2 separate regions of the Mus musculus genome follow, and region 2 is linked to region 1. The links are chromatin loops, found by intact Hi-C in ENCODE. Cell type or tissue: gastrocnemius. All regions are shown on one strand. Links, peaks and the distances in the headings refer to the core of each region. The heading gives the core; the rest is flanking DNA.

Evidence for each region. Hi-C counts contacts between places; a loop is a spot of excess contacts. Peaks named below come from ENCODE experiments on the same cell type or tissue, not always from the same donor. Only the 100,000 strongest peaks of a DNase experiment are listed, where the experiment ranks them.
Region 2: a loop joins it to region 1, with 3 times the contacts of the local background. A loop is called at or near these places in 5 of 42 quality-filtered maps.

The regions. Positions count from the first base shown.
Region 1 is chr3:151,330,061-151,336,978 of GRCm38, reverse strand. No RefSeq gene overlaps it. Among named protein-coding and RNA genes, the nearest start is that of 4930555A03Rik, 39 kb to the right of the region's middle. In gastrocnemius, for the core only: no CTCF peak of the experiment used is centred there; DNase peaks (open chromatin) are centred at 2,686, 3,032, 3,682 and 3,965; H3K27ac peaks cover 2,577 bases.
Region 2 is chr3:151,413,830-151,420,747 of GRCm38, reverse strand. No RefSeq gene overlaps it. Among named protein-coding and RNA genes, the nearest start is that of Adgrl4, 21 kb to the left of the region's middle. In gastrocnemius, for the core only: no CTCF peak of the experiment used is centred there; no DNase peak of the experiment used is centred there; H3K4me3 peaks cover 551 bases; H3K27ac peaks cover 1,910 bases.

The sequences.
Region 1 (6,918 bases), core at 1,328-6,327:
GATGACTTTAATAATCACTATTTGCTATCATCTTGGCTCAAACTTACTCATTTAAAAATGGTATATTAGAACGATTAAATACGTGATTTTAAAAATGATAACATAGTTTTTTTTTTCTTTACAGGTCTTCACTGGTTAAGTTTGAAATCTGCAAATCTTGTATTATAAAATGGAACAAAACCACTCAAATATAAACATGGAAATTAATGTGTATTAATTACCAGTATTTGCTACCAGTAAAGCAGCAAATGTATGTAAAATCAGAATACTCAAATTATCACTATGTGTACACAAAATTATGATGATGATACAACCTTGTAGAAGGTAATATTTAAAATTTACGTTTAAATTTCTAACATTTATAAATGTGGTCTTAATAATTATAAGTATTTTGCATCGTGAATTAACTGATAACCTGTGCATGTAAGTTATATTTTCCAAACAACCTGCATGAGAAGTAGAGGAAAAATTAAGTTTACTACGGTACACAGGTAAATGGGATATTAGATAAATATAAAGAATAATTCTTCAAAACGTATAGCCTGGCGTGGTGGCACATGCCTTTAATCCCAACACTTGGGAGGCAGAGGCAGGCAAATTTCTGAGTTCGAGGCCAGCCTGGTCTACAAAGTGAGTTCCAGGACAGCCAGGGCTAAACAGAGAAAACCTGTCTCGAAAAACCAAAAAAAAAAAAGTATAATTAACTGAAGAACTAGTACAAAGAGAATCAGGAAACCCTGAGAATAGATAAGGTAATACAGCCACAGTTATAGCAATGGATGAAATCTTAAGCCTACTGTACAATGTTAAATTGTCTCTGTAGTCATCATGTGCATATTTTCACTATGAAAACTGTAGAATCCTGTGAGAGGTGAATTTCCACTGCTTCTTTGAGACTTCATTCTGGGCGATCCATGACAACATGGTACTTGCCTCTGCACACAGAACCACTGCTGTCTGCTTTTCCTGAGGAGACAGAATTCCTTGTCGTCTTGCATTAGAAATGGTGCTGGAGATCCAGCTGGAGTCCCTCAGAAAGCGTCTCTGTGACCTTCTATGGTTGGAAAGCAGGGGGACCTCTGGTGTAACTCCCATCTGCAGACATCTTTGATGATGGGGAACTGACCTCTGTATCAGGAGCAAACCTCAGCCAGCACTGCTCTGTGGGAAAGGACTTGCTGGCTTCAGCTTCAGCTTTGGTGAAACAGGAATGAGTGAATGTTTGCTGAGCAGATGAGGGTCACCATCAGGAGAGATGTATGTGGCCACCTTAGGTCTGGTTTCATTGGGCTCTGCAGGGAGTCACTCCAGTAAGCAAAAACTAAGACCCAAAGTGCACAGAGATGAAAAATGAGCACCAAGTGACCCACTGACTGATCAATTACCCAGGCCAAGGAAACTGCTGGAGGGAAAGATCATCAATTCTCCCTCGAAGGATCTGGGAAAGTAAGTGCGCATGAATGCAAATGTTGCAAGGTTCATTTTAGAAACTGTGTTAGGTACGGGATAAATATAAGGCATGGGGCTAGAAGTCAGGGAATTTAGAAGATACTATATGACTAGTTCCTATTTGTCTAGCAGGAAGATTTGTAAAACGCCAGCCCCACATTCTCTCACAAATCCCCAATTTACAAAATCAGAGAATGCCTTAACCTTCAGCTGGTAGAGTGTTTTAGGTTATAGACAGTCATGGGATCAACCGTGAGGCATTAAGTAGTTTGAAAGGGTGCATAGCTAGATGACTGCCTAGCTAGATGGCTTAAAAGGGCCTTAGAAGCATGGAGAGCTAAGTGTGTGTTCTCAGAACACATGCAAAGCCAGACAAGACAGGCATCTGCAATACTCGTACTAAATTAGGGTAGAGTGTGGAGATCAATGAACCCCTAGCGCTTCTAGCCTAGGCTAGACAACTCCAGGTTCAATTGAGATTCTGTCTCAAAGATAATGTGAATAGTAAGTGATGAAGATGTTTCAACTAATCTCTGGTCTCTGCACATACACAAAGGTACATAGGCACCCAAGGCACACAGGCACACACACACACACACACACACACACACACACACACACACACGTGCACCCAAATGCACGGGCACATTACCACATGAGCATATTCAGAAAGACCCCACACTCACATGCTGCCCTCCCCCAGTTCCAAAAGATTTAGATTTGACTGAACACCACAGAAAACTGCAGCAAAATCTGGCAATCTGTGTCTCCCCTTCTGGTGAAAAGTCCTTGAGGCTGCAGTTAGCTTGTTCCCCAACATTCCACGCATGAGTACTAACAAACTTCAAAGAATAAGCTTGGTTACAACAGCATGCCCATCCTGTGTTTGACTGTACTGGTGGGCTTTCCTAGAGAGTCATGGGAAAAGATACTCTGAAAAGACCACATGATCCACAGAGAGGGTCACATTACATCCTAAATATTCCATTCACCTGATAAACTTTTATTAAAAACTTCCTTAGGATCTGAAGGGAGAGACAAAGCATCTATAACCCTGCTATTCTCGCTTTAACAAACAGCCAACTGCGTTCTCTTCTTGGGTCATGTTCTCTGCCTTGTTAAATAAACAGTCTGATCTGTCTATGTCCATCCACGGCCTCCCTTGCTGAACAGAAGGCTGCTGCTGACTAGTTCTCCGCAATTGCAATTAGTAAAAACCCGAGAAGGCTCATCTTGGAGAGTCTTCAGCACACCCTGCAAGGCGAGCTCTTCACAGGGCTGGCTTTGTTGTCAGCAGGTCTGAACCAGAGTCTGGCTCTGGCAATGATTAGAATGAGTATTCTTTGACAATTTAATTAGACTCTTCCAGCTGCAGCTTCCTTACCCATTTTGTGAAGGGGATAACGACGCTACCTAACCCCCTGAGTTGGAGTAAGGATTACGTGAGATAATGAATGTAAAACATTTAATCCAGTGTCTTGTAAGTAGTAAATGCTCAGTAAATCTTAATTACATTATGATCATTAGATTCCTTGTCATGCAGAGAAAGACCCTAGGGAAAATCAGAGTGACTGTTGGCTGAGAGAAGGCTGGGGCAACAACTGTGGCTAATAGAACTGCAGATCCTTCCTGCCTTTGCCTCTAGGAAATATAGATGATGTCAGAGCTACAGAAGTGTAAAAGGCTTTGCGGAGCTGTGAGGTGGTTGTGTGATATCGAGGTGCTTTTCATGGGCAACACTTTGGCTCCAATCTCTAGAATTCCCTCTCCCACAAAACAACCACGACAACAACCAACCAACCAACCAAACAAACAAACAAAAACGCACCATTGTAAGCTAAGACCATTTGCAAACCACTTTTACAAAGTTTGGGAAAATGCTAAAATGATACTTTTAGTTAGGATTCTCAAGTTTTCTGTAAATTGTCAAGTAGAGAAAGGCAAACAACAAAAACCTCACCTTTTTTTTTTTTTTTTGGAATACCAGCAATGAAATTTCACAAAAAACATCCTTCTCTCCACTGGGAATTTGCACCCCAAACAACATCCGTTACTTTTTCTCAGGACGGTGTGGACCTTGCTTCCAAATGACACTGTTCTATTCTGTTTAATTTCACGAGGCAGAGAGAGAGTTCATCTTCTCTCCATTTGGACTCAGTTCCTGCCAATGTCACAAATGGTGCTACCAGCAGGAAGCTCACAAATGTTGTTTGTAATTAAAAAGCAACTTCATGCCCGGAAACACGTGCAATATTGTATATAGAAAGAAATGTTATTCACCACGGGGGTGCAGAGACGAATGCCCAAGATTTTAAAAATTAAATTAAAAGTATGTGCATTGTTCTTGCAAAGGACAGTTAGTAGCCTGCAGTGAGTCTGCATGATGGAAAGCCGTGCATGTGTGGCTTTGAATCCCCAATCTGTAATTTACCAAGCATGCACACGCCTTTCATGTATAAATACTCTGCTCGACAAATCTGATTTCCTTTACCACCAATCCCTGTGATTCATTTTCTACAACTATATGGTGTGGGTCCCCTGCGGGAAGCCTGATATCTCCCTCCTGCTGCTCTGTCCACCTGTTTAGAATTTACATCCAAAATTCATCTAAAACATACCATTTTCCCCCTGGAGAATATTGAGTTAATATATTAACAAATTCCAGATGAAGTAGATATGTTCTGAGGGCTTTGCAATTTTGTATTGCACAAACTCCCCTTTGATGGAACTGGAGACCCACATTTTTCAGGGCAAAATCAGAACAGAAACACCCACCAAAGTTAAGTCCAAGCAAAACAATACCCAAAAGAGAATTCCTTCTATGCACATTTCATGAATATTTTTCTTCCCTCTAACCATGGCACTCAGCATGCCAGAACCAGACACAAATGATTTTATGCATTTTAAGTTAGATTTTTTCTAATAAAAACAGACAGAATTTATTTTTCATGGGGATTATGTGATTTTTCTGAAGTGCTGGGCTACCTGGTTCCTCCGGCAATGCTCCATCCATCACAGCTCAGAGCTCAGCTTCCTTCTTCTTCCTTCCTAGTAAATTGCATTAGCATAGCTTACTTTGCAGTGAACATTGTATGGACTTATTTAATCAATGTCACCAGAGTGTTCATGCTTGTGAGCATATTCTTATTTTCCTCTTTTTCTGTTTCTTCAAATTATCTTGAGTTGAGGGCTATGGATGCAGGCAAGGTGGTAAAGAGTGTCTTTAATTTAATGTGCTCCTGCCAGACAATTCCAGCTTCTGGAGTGAATCCTGAAGAACAGATGTCTGCCTTACAAAGTACAAAAAAAAAAAAAAAAAAAAACCATGCATCTGTTTCCTAAATGTCAAAACAATAGCAGGCAAGTCAGAGCACATGTGGAAAGGTCTGAGTGGCTTTAAGAAAGCTTTGAGCTAGGCCTTATTTGTAGCTGGCCAAGAAATCAACCAGAGAAGGAGGGGGTTGTCCCTCTGAAGGCATGCATTTTAAGGACAAAGGGTGGGGGAAGGCAGGCATAGGCAGCCATTCCACTATTTTAGGAATTTAGTTGTCGGCTTGTCTAATGGAGGTTTGCGAGCAAGCATGTCTATCTCTCTAAATATCCCACCAGGTTTCTTTCCATGGCTCTATTTAAAGCCCACCTGGATCCCTTTAGTTACAGGTTCTTATCTCTCCGTCAGGGCATATTCTGGTTTCTGTTACCTGCAGATCTGTTTGCTTTCTTCCAAATGCCTGCATTTACAGAATGTGGTCAGGAACTGATAGCCTCCAGAAGAAACTAGGGTGATGATATCTCCCCGTTCAGCCAGTGCGCAAGCTAGCAGGAAGAAAATTCCACCTTTCCCCCTCTTTAAAAATACTGTTTTCATCATTATACAAGAAAGAACAAGTAAAAGAAGTGTTAACTACAGCGAATTTTCTATACAACTCAGTAAACATTTAAATGTACTTAAATGGTAGAATTAATTTGCCATTCTTTATATTTTCCCCTTGTCCATTCAAGAAATGTATCTCTAATTAAATTTCCCATTGACCACTCTAATGGAAAGAGGGCCATCCAGACCTATAGCCCTCGTCAGCATGTGTGAACCACGGTGATAAGGCTGGGTTACTGCAGGATTAAGAACTGCTTTTACTGAGGCTAAAAGCTGTGCACCCTATAGGAAGTCACCAAGTTCCTTGAAATCACATCGCCAGGCTCTTTGTTTCCCACTACTTGCTTTGTGCTGCTTCTCTGCATAATTCACCTTTCCCATTTTTCAGTGTCCCCTGATGTTTTTGCAAGGAAGGTCACAGCCGTGCTACAGATACTCCATGTTTTTTCCAGGTCATTTTCTTATCGGTTTTACAAAATCCTCAGAAATAAGAAACACAACCTAAACCACAACCGTAGTTTTGTGATTAAGAAGATTTGCTCTCTTTATTGCCCACTTGGCCTCCTGATGTATAGTACAGAATTTGGAGTAGTCTCCAATGCTTATATTTTGCAAGAAGGTAAAATAATATTAATGTGATAACACACACACACACACACACACACACACACACACACACACACACTTGGCAGTGAAGAATACCATCTATATTCTCTTCCTACTGGAAATCAATTAAAAACAAATACAAGACTGGTTCTGTTTGCTACATTATACTGGACAATTTAGCAATTTGTCCTGGATGCCATTTTTTTCTATGTGAACCCTCAAGGACAGAACACATTCCTAGCATGACTCTTGGGCATACCACTTCACCATCTCTGCTCCTGGTGACAGAGATTATTCCTGTATTCTGCCGAACATCACCTACAAACTTCGCTGTAGTCTTTATACTCCAGTCATTTAAAAATCACAAAACAGCAACAATAGCAGCAGAAATAATGACAACTAAAACCCCTCCCCCATAACACCCTAAACAGCAGTTAGTTTAGAAAGGAGCTAAAGGGTTTTGCAGCCCCATAGGAGGAAAAACAATATGAATTAACCATTACCTGCAAAGCTCCCTGGGACTAAACCACCAACCAAAGAGTACACATGGCTCCAGTTGCATATGTAGCAGAGGATGACCTTGTTGGACATCAATGGAAGGAAAGGCCCTTGGTCCTGTGAAGGCTCAATGCCCCAGCATAGAGAAATGCCAGGGCCAGGAATTGGGAGTGGGTGGGTTGATGAGCAGGGGGTAGGGGTGGTGGGGAGAAGGGGATAGAGGGGTTTTCAGAAGAGAAACCAGGAAAGGGTATAACATTTGAAATGTAAATAAAAAATATATAATGAAAATATATATAAAAGAAATGAATACCTCAAAGATTGCTAAAGCCTTCGAGATGTGCTTTCATTTTCAATGTTTTTTTTTTCTTTTTTCTTTTCTTTCTTTTTTTTTTTTAATTTAAGAAAAGAACTTAGAAGCTTCTTTTTTGTAGAAGAATCTCTGCTTATTGAACTCTGGGATGATGGAAGATTCAAGTATGCCTTTCAGA
Region 2 (6,918 bases), core at 713-5,712, 84 kb before region 1:
CTCATATCAGCTGGTGTGCGATCCCTGTTTAGTGGTCCAGTGTTTGAGAGAATTTTCCAAACTCTCACTGTGAAAACGATAGTGTAAAAACTATATGATATGTCACATGGTATACCCTTTTGTTCACACTTCTTTTCTTGCAAACATTCATTTCAATGTGTCATTGCTCTGGCTTGAGGCCTCTGGCTTCTGCTACACTACCATTCTTGGGGGTCCAGATTAATTGAGACTGCTGGTCCTCCTATAGGGTTGCCTTCCTCCTCAGCTTCTTCCAGCTTTTCCATAGTTCTACAACAGGGGTCAGCTGCTTCTGTTCATTGGTTGAGTGCAAATATCTGCATCTGACTCTTTTAGCTGCTTGTTGGGTCTTTCATAGGGCAGTCATGTTAGGTCTGTGAGTGCTTCATAGCCTCAGTAATAGTGTGAGGCCTTGGGACCTCCCCTTGAGCTGGATCCCACTTTGGGCCTGTCACTGGACCTTCTTTTCCTTAGGCTCCTCTCCATTTCCATCCCTGAAGTTTTTTCAGACAGAAACAATTTTGCCTACCAATACTTAGGAGGTCTACAGTGTTCGTAGGGAGGACTTCTAGCTGCCCATTCCCCCAATGGTAGTGGACTGTCTTAGTGAAGAAATTAGAAAAAAAATAATTTTATATCTTAAACTTGTTCTTCTGCAGAGAAATAAAATAAGAGCAGAGGTAGACAAACGTATGAAGTAGGTCAGTTTGGTCTCTACATCAATAAAATGCAAATTGTGTCATTCCTTCAGCTTCTTCCCTGGATGTGATCTCCTCTCTAACATCAAATTCTCTTGTATAGCTGACCCAATGTCAATAGTATATGATGTCACACCGTGAACGGTGTATGCTAGTTCAGTTAGTCATGCCAACTGAGCTCCTGCGAAGACAATCTTTGATACAAGAAACGGGGGAGTTGCTCACTTAGGATGAAATTTTATGACTAAATATTTCAGTGGAACTTTGAATTTGTATTCTCTCTGTATCTCTCTGTCTCTGTCTCTGTCTCTGTCTCTCTTGTCTCTCTGTCTCTCTCTCTCTCTCTCTCCCTCTCTCTCTCTGTATATGAAAGAGAGAGAGAGAGGCACAGAGAGACATACACAAAGAGACACAGACACACAGAAAGACAGACATACAGAGAGACGTACAGAAACTAAGACACACACACACACACTCACACACACAGCTTGTTAATTACAAAGCTAATTCCCCTTGCCTTGAAATATAGAATGTGAGTTATGAAGATATGAAGTTTGAACCATACTAGGAGATATGAAATTTGAACCATACTCAAGTTTAAGCGACTTTCCCAGAGTTTCTCGCATTTTCTCTCTTGAGTGGGAGAAACGGCAGCTCTGGCCACCTGGCACCCATATACCCAAACACTAAAATGGTGTCTGTTTGAGTGTGGCACTTCTCCCCTAACACTATCCAGTGTCCTGTGAGTAATCCATTCTTAACTGGAAGGGTTGGAACTTGGGTGGAGGTGGCTCTACCCTTCAGACCTCCTGTGTCTTGCTTCCTTGACTTCCACAGACTTTTATCTCTTGACATATTGAGGAGTTCTCAGAGGCGGAGGCAAGTTGTCTATCCTTCTCTTACAGGTACTGAACATTATGACTACACTGTATTCAAACTGCATGTTAATCGTCATACAGAAAACAGTGAGCTCCTGATGTTCAAGGTTCTTGTCCTTGTAGCTGAGGGCGGGGGAAGGGGGGAGAGGGGGTCTTCCAGGAGGAAGTCAGTGAATAAGAGTAGAGGGCAGCTCTGGATGGCTCCCTGGACTCACAAAGGCTCCCCTTAGGCTCTAAGGTTCACACTTCTCCACCTTCTAGCAACCTTCTTAGAAAGATTTGGACTTAAAAAAACACTTCAAATTGTTAGTAATGATTAATAAAAAATAAATAAGTAACATAATCAAACATAAATTATCTGTGTTTTAAATGTTTGTTTCTGGAAATTTGACATACTTGTTCCTAGAATGTGGATAAAAATGGTTGAAATTTTAGCAGTTGTTTAGGCAGTTGAATCAATACTTGCTACGAATTAGTCCAGTAATAAAAAAAAAAAAACATGTGAGCATATCAGTTGCAGTGCACAGGGCAGTCACTGCTGACTGGATCACGGCTCACCTCCCTGCCTCTAGCTCAGCCTGAAGCATTCTGAGCTCTGGATATTTCTTCATTCATTCAGTGTTAAGTGATGATATTCAGTTTCAAAATATTAAAGTCAGAAGTAAAAACGTCCCGCGGATGCATGCAGGTTGAAGGGCTTGTGCTTACATCTCTCAGGCAGCCATGCTTCACTCCTGCTAACTCACTTTGCAGTATGAGCTGCGGTTCTAATGCGTCTTCCTAAATCACTATCTTGTTCATGATAAATTGCCGTGATAAAAGCGCTTCATCTGGGGGAAGAAGTGACTATTCATTGTGCTAATGTGCCTAACATCTGTCATTTTCTCTCCCTAAATACTTTGTCACAGCAAGGGATATAAGCCTCACGGAGCAGGTCGGTAAAATACATTTTCATTTCAAGACTCGCTATATATGATGTAATTTGGAGGCTGAGATGATTAAGTCAGGTTTCTTCCCCCTTCCTTAACCAGAGAGTTAAGCTGACTAAGTATAGAAATGTCAAGGTCCATATTCCCTGATAAAATAACTGCTATTTCCAGGATTTATTCTAACTCAGATTTCAAGGATGGAGACTGATTCTTTTGTGCTCTTTCACACACACAGTTAAGTCATTCTTTGAGGTTGATAAGGACCACCTATTTTCTATTGACTCGGGGAAAGGGTATTTTTAGTAGATTAACAACACTGTCAGAGGAAACCTGGGTGGTGCCCTGTCAATTCAATTAACTGAAGACAGAGAGTTATTACAGAAAAGGAGGAAGCAGATATCAACTGTTGAAAAGACTTCTGCTTCACTCAGCATGGTGCACACACATGATATGCAACCAAACATATTTTAATAACTCGATGTTGGGAAATGAATGCCACAAATATTTTTGCTAAAAGAAAAGCTGTCATTATATTAAAAATATTTGGAAGGAAAATTACAAAAGAAATCATCCTTGTTAAAAGAGACACTCTCTCTCTCTCTCTCTCTCTCTCTCCCTCTCTCTCTCTCTCTCTCTCTCTCTTCCCTGTCAAATTAGGTATCCAAAAAGGCAGGAGTAATGCCACCATGATAGATCATATAAGGAAGGAGATAAAGTTCAGAATATAGTTTTTGTAAAATTAGTGTCCATGTGAATTGAGGGCTTTTACAGGACATTCTCACTTATCCATACACGCACTTTATCATCCTCAGTCACTCCTGTCCCTTCCCCCTCCCACGGAAAGTCCTTTCCAAGTTGGCCCCATGTTATTCTCATGACATTCATTGATGAATTTAAGCACCACTTACTTGTACTGGCTAATTTAATGTCAACTTGACACAAGCTAGGGTCATCAGAGTGGAAGGAACCTCAATATTAGAAAATATATTCAAAAGATCAGGCTATAGGTAAACTTGTAGGGCATTTTCTTAATTATTGATTGATGAAGAGGGCCTAGCCCATTGTGGGTAGGGCCATCCCTGGGCTGGTGGTCTTGGCTTCTTTAAGAAAGCAGGCTGAGCATGCCATGGAAAGCAAGCCAGTAAGCAGCACCCCTCCTTGGCCTCTGCATCAGCTGCTGCCTCCAGGTTCCTGCCCTGTTTTTGTTTCCAGTCTGACTTCCTTCAGTGATGAAGAGAGATATGGAAATGTAAGCCAAAGAAGTAAACCTTTTCCTTCAAAATTTGCTTCTGGTCATGGCATTTCATCATACCAATAGTAACACTGACTAAGACATTACATATGACAGAAACAGTTATGGTTTGTCATTTTGTGCCTGGTTGATGTGGGTTGGCACACTGGTCTGTAGTTCCAACCATTTCCCCAACATTGCCACATGTCTGTTCTTTACGGTCAAATAAAGCCCCACTGAGTGTGCAGTAGATCTTTTCTGCTCACCCACCTGTTAATGGGTGTTTACTCTTGTTCCAAACCTTAGCTATTGTAAATAGCACTGCTGGGTGTGTGCATGAGCAGGTTAGGGCCGCTGCGAGCCGATTTGGATCCTGGCACACAGATACCCAGGAGCTTGTGGTAGTTCTTTGATTAGTTTGCCGAGGAACCTTAGAAGTGATTTCTAGATTGGCTGAACAATTCACATTCTTACCAAGCATGTTTAAGTCGCTTCCTTTTCAATAAGCAACAGTTGTTTTTTATTTTTATTTTTCTCTGTTTTCTGTCTTCTTCATCCCTTTCTCCCAGAGTCTTTCCTTGTGTGTTTTCCTTCCTTCCTTTCTCCCTCCTTCCCTCCCTTCCATTCTTCTTTCTTTCTGTTTTTTCCTCCTTCCCTCCAATCATGCCCCTCTCTTCCTTTCTCTTTTTCTTCCTTCCTTCTCTTCTCTCTTTTCCTCTCTTCCTCCCCCAACCCCCTTTCTGGCACTGCGGATTGAACCCACAGCTTCACATGCTATAGGTGAGTACTCTACTCATGCGGTATATTTTCCAGCTCTGCCTGTTGCCTTGTGATAAGGATTCTGCCTGGGACAGTGGCAGTGGCAGTGGCTTTCACCTTACCTCTTACTTCCTTGGTGACTGAGGATGCTGAGCGTTATTTTATAGCAAAAGGAGAATTCGCAGTTCTCTTTTTCTGAGTCTTTGGTCTCATTTGTTGGTTGGCACACTAATTCTTTGATCTTTAATTTCATGAGTTCTTTGTATATTCTGAGTACGGGCCTTGTTGGAAGAGCATTTGCAAAGACGGCCATTCCTCGGGCTTCCTCTTCATTTCTCTCATTCCTTTGCTGTGTGACTTTGTACATTGACATGGTCTTCCAGTTCTTGCTTTTCTGTCCCAAGATGTTAGAGTTGAATTCACAAAATCCTTACCTATGTCTGAACCACGAATGGATTCCCTTGTATTTTTAAAGTTTCCTTTCTTATATTAAAATATTTGATTCATTTTCAAATTGATTTTGTACGGCATGGGAAATAAGTACCTAGATTCATTTCCTTGTGTGTGGGCCTTTAGATCTTTGCATACCATTTGCTAAGGGTTGGGTCTCCCAAATGTTTGTTTTGGAAACTCTTTTGAAAACTAAGGTGTTTTAGTTGCCTGGGCTTATTTCTTGGTCATCTGTTCTGTTACATTGGTGGGTGCACCTGTTTTCTTGTTCAAGTACTATGCTGTATTTGCTACCATGGCTGGGTAGCGTCATCTGTCACTTGGTATTGTAATACTGCTAGTGTTGAGTTTTGCTCATGATTGCTTTGATTATTAAAATTTTCATATAATGAACTTTCAGAACAATTTGTAATTCTGTACAGGATATCATTAGAAATCTGATGGGGATGATATTGGACCTTGGTGCTCAGTGTTTTACTTGGCATGTACATATTTGTGCGGTATTTATTGGCTGTTAATAAATGCAGATGTTTTTAACTTCAATGTCTAATTTCTCCATCTCCCTTTTAGTGTCTTTATGTTTTCATTGTATGTGTCTTTCGCCTTCTTGGTTAGGTATATTCCTGGGTCTTTTCTTTTATTTGTGAATGGGAACTTACTTACTAACTTTGTTTTCATGATGATCATTAATTGTGTAAAACATGCAGTGCTGTTTACACTGATTTTGCAGCCTGTTGCTTGGCTGAAGGTGTTTATCAGATTTGGAGGTTTTTCCATGGACTCTTTAGTGTTTCTAAGCAGGGTTTGTAGCACCTGCGAGTCAGGGTTATTTGACTTTTCTTTATTTTTGTTTGTTTGTTTGTTTGTTTGTTTGTTAAAATAGGGTGAATATGCTGTCTCTTCAGTTCACTGTCTCTTCAGACACACCAGAAGAGGGCCTTGAATCCCAATACTGGTGGTTATAAGCCACCATGTGATTGCTGGGAATTGAACTCAGGACCTCTGGATGAGCAGTCAGTGTTCTTAATCACTGAACCATGTCTCCAGTCCCCTCCTTATCTATTTACACCAATTTTTATCTCTTTCTATTTGTGTTGGGCCGTGGCTAAGATTTTGGTTGCTAAGCTGGAGAAGAATAGAGAGAGTAGACACCCTTTTTTAGTCTTTAGTTTTAAAGGATATTGGCCTTTTCCCATTTATAATGTTGACTGCAGGCTTGTTGTACACAACCATCATTATGTAGAGGCATGACATTTTTATTCTTACTTTCTTCAGGGATTTATGGAAGGCTACCAAGTGAACTTTATAAAAACCCTAAAGGTTATGTTTTGTTTTTGTGTTGTGGATTGAGGCAGGGCCAATGTATCCGTGTGATGGACTCCCCAGAAAATAAACTTAATTATTTTTATTATAATGGGAATTTAAGATTTTAATCTAAGAAATGGTTAAATAAAGAAACAGGCGAAAGACTGTTTAAGGAACCATATGTAGATTTAAGTATCCATGTGTTTTGATTTTAATATTCCACTGAGAAATTTATGCTTAGGCAAGATTCTCCTCAGTCTAGCTTATGAGGCATTTTTTAAAGAATAACTTCCCAGTATGCATACTGGTAATTTGTGGAGATTAGTAGCGTAGGAAAGTTCAGTACTGGGTGTGATGATGGTTCCAAGAGCAAAACACTTGGTGTTACATATGTGCTATGAAGGGAAAACGAGAAGCTTGTTGAAGTTATGTATAATTCTAAGCAGACGTGCTGCTGTATGTTTCTAAAGAACACCGAACTTTCTAAAGGTCAAATTATCTCAGACATGGTGACTCATTTTAGCTTTAAAAAGTCTCGGGCTGGTGAGATGGCTCAGGGGCTGGTGAGATGGCTCAGCGGGTAAGAACACTGTCTGCTCTTCCAAAGGTCCTGAGTTCAAATCCCAGCAACCGCATGGTGGCTCACAACC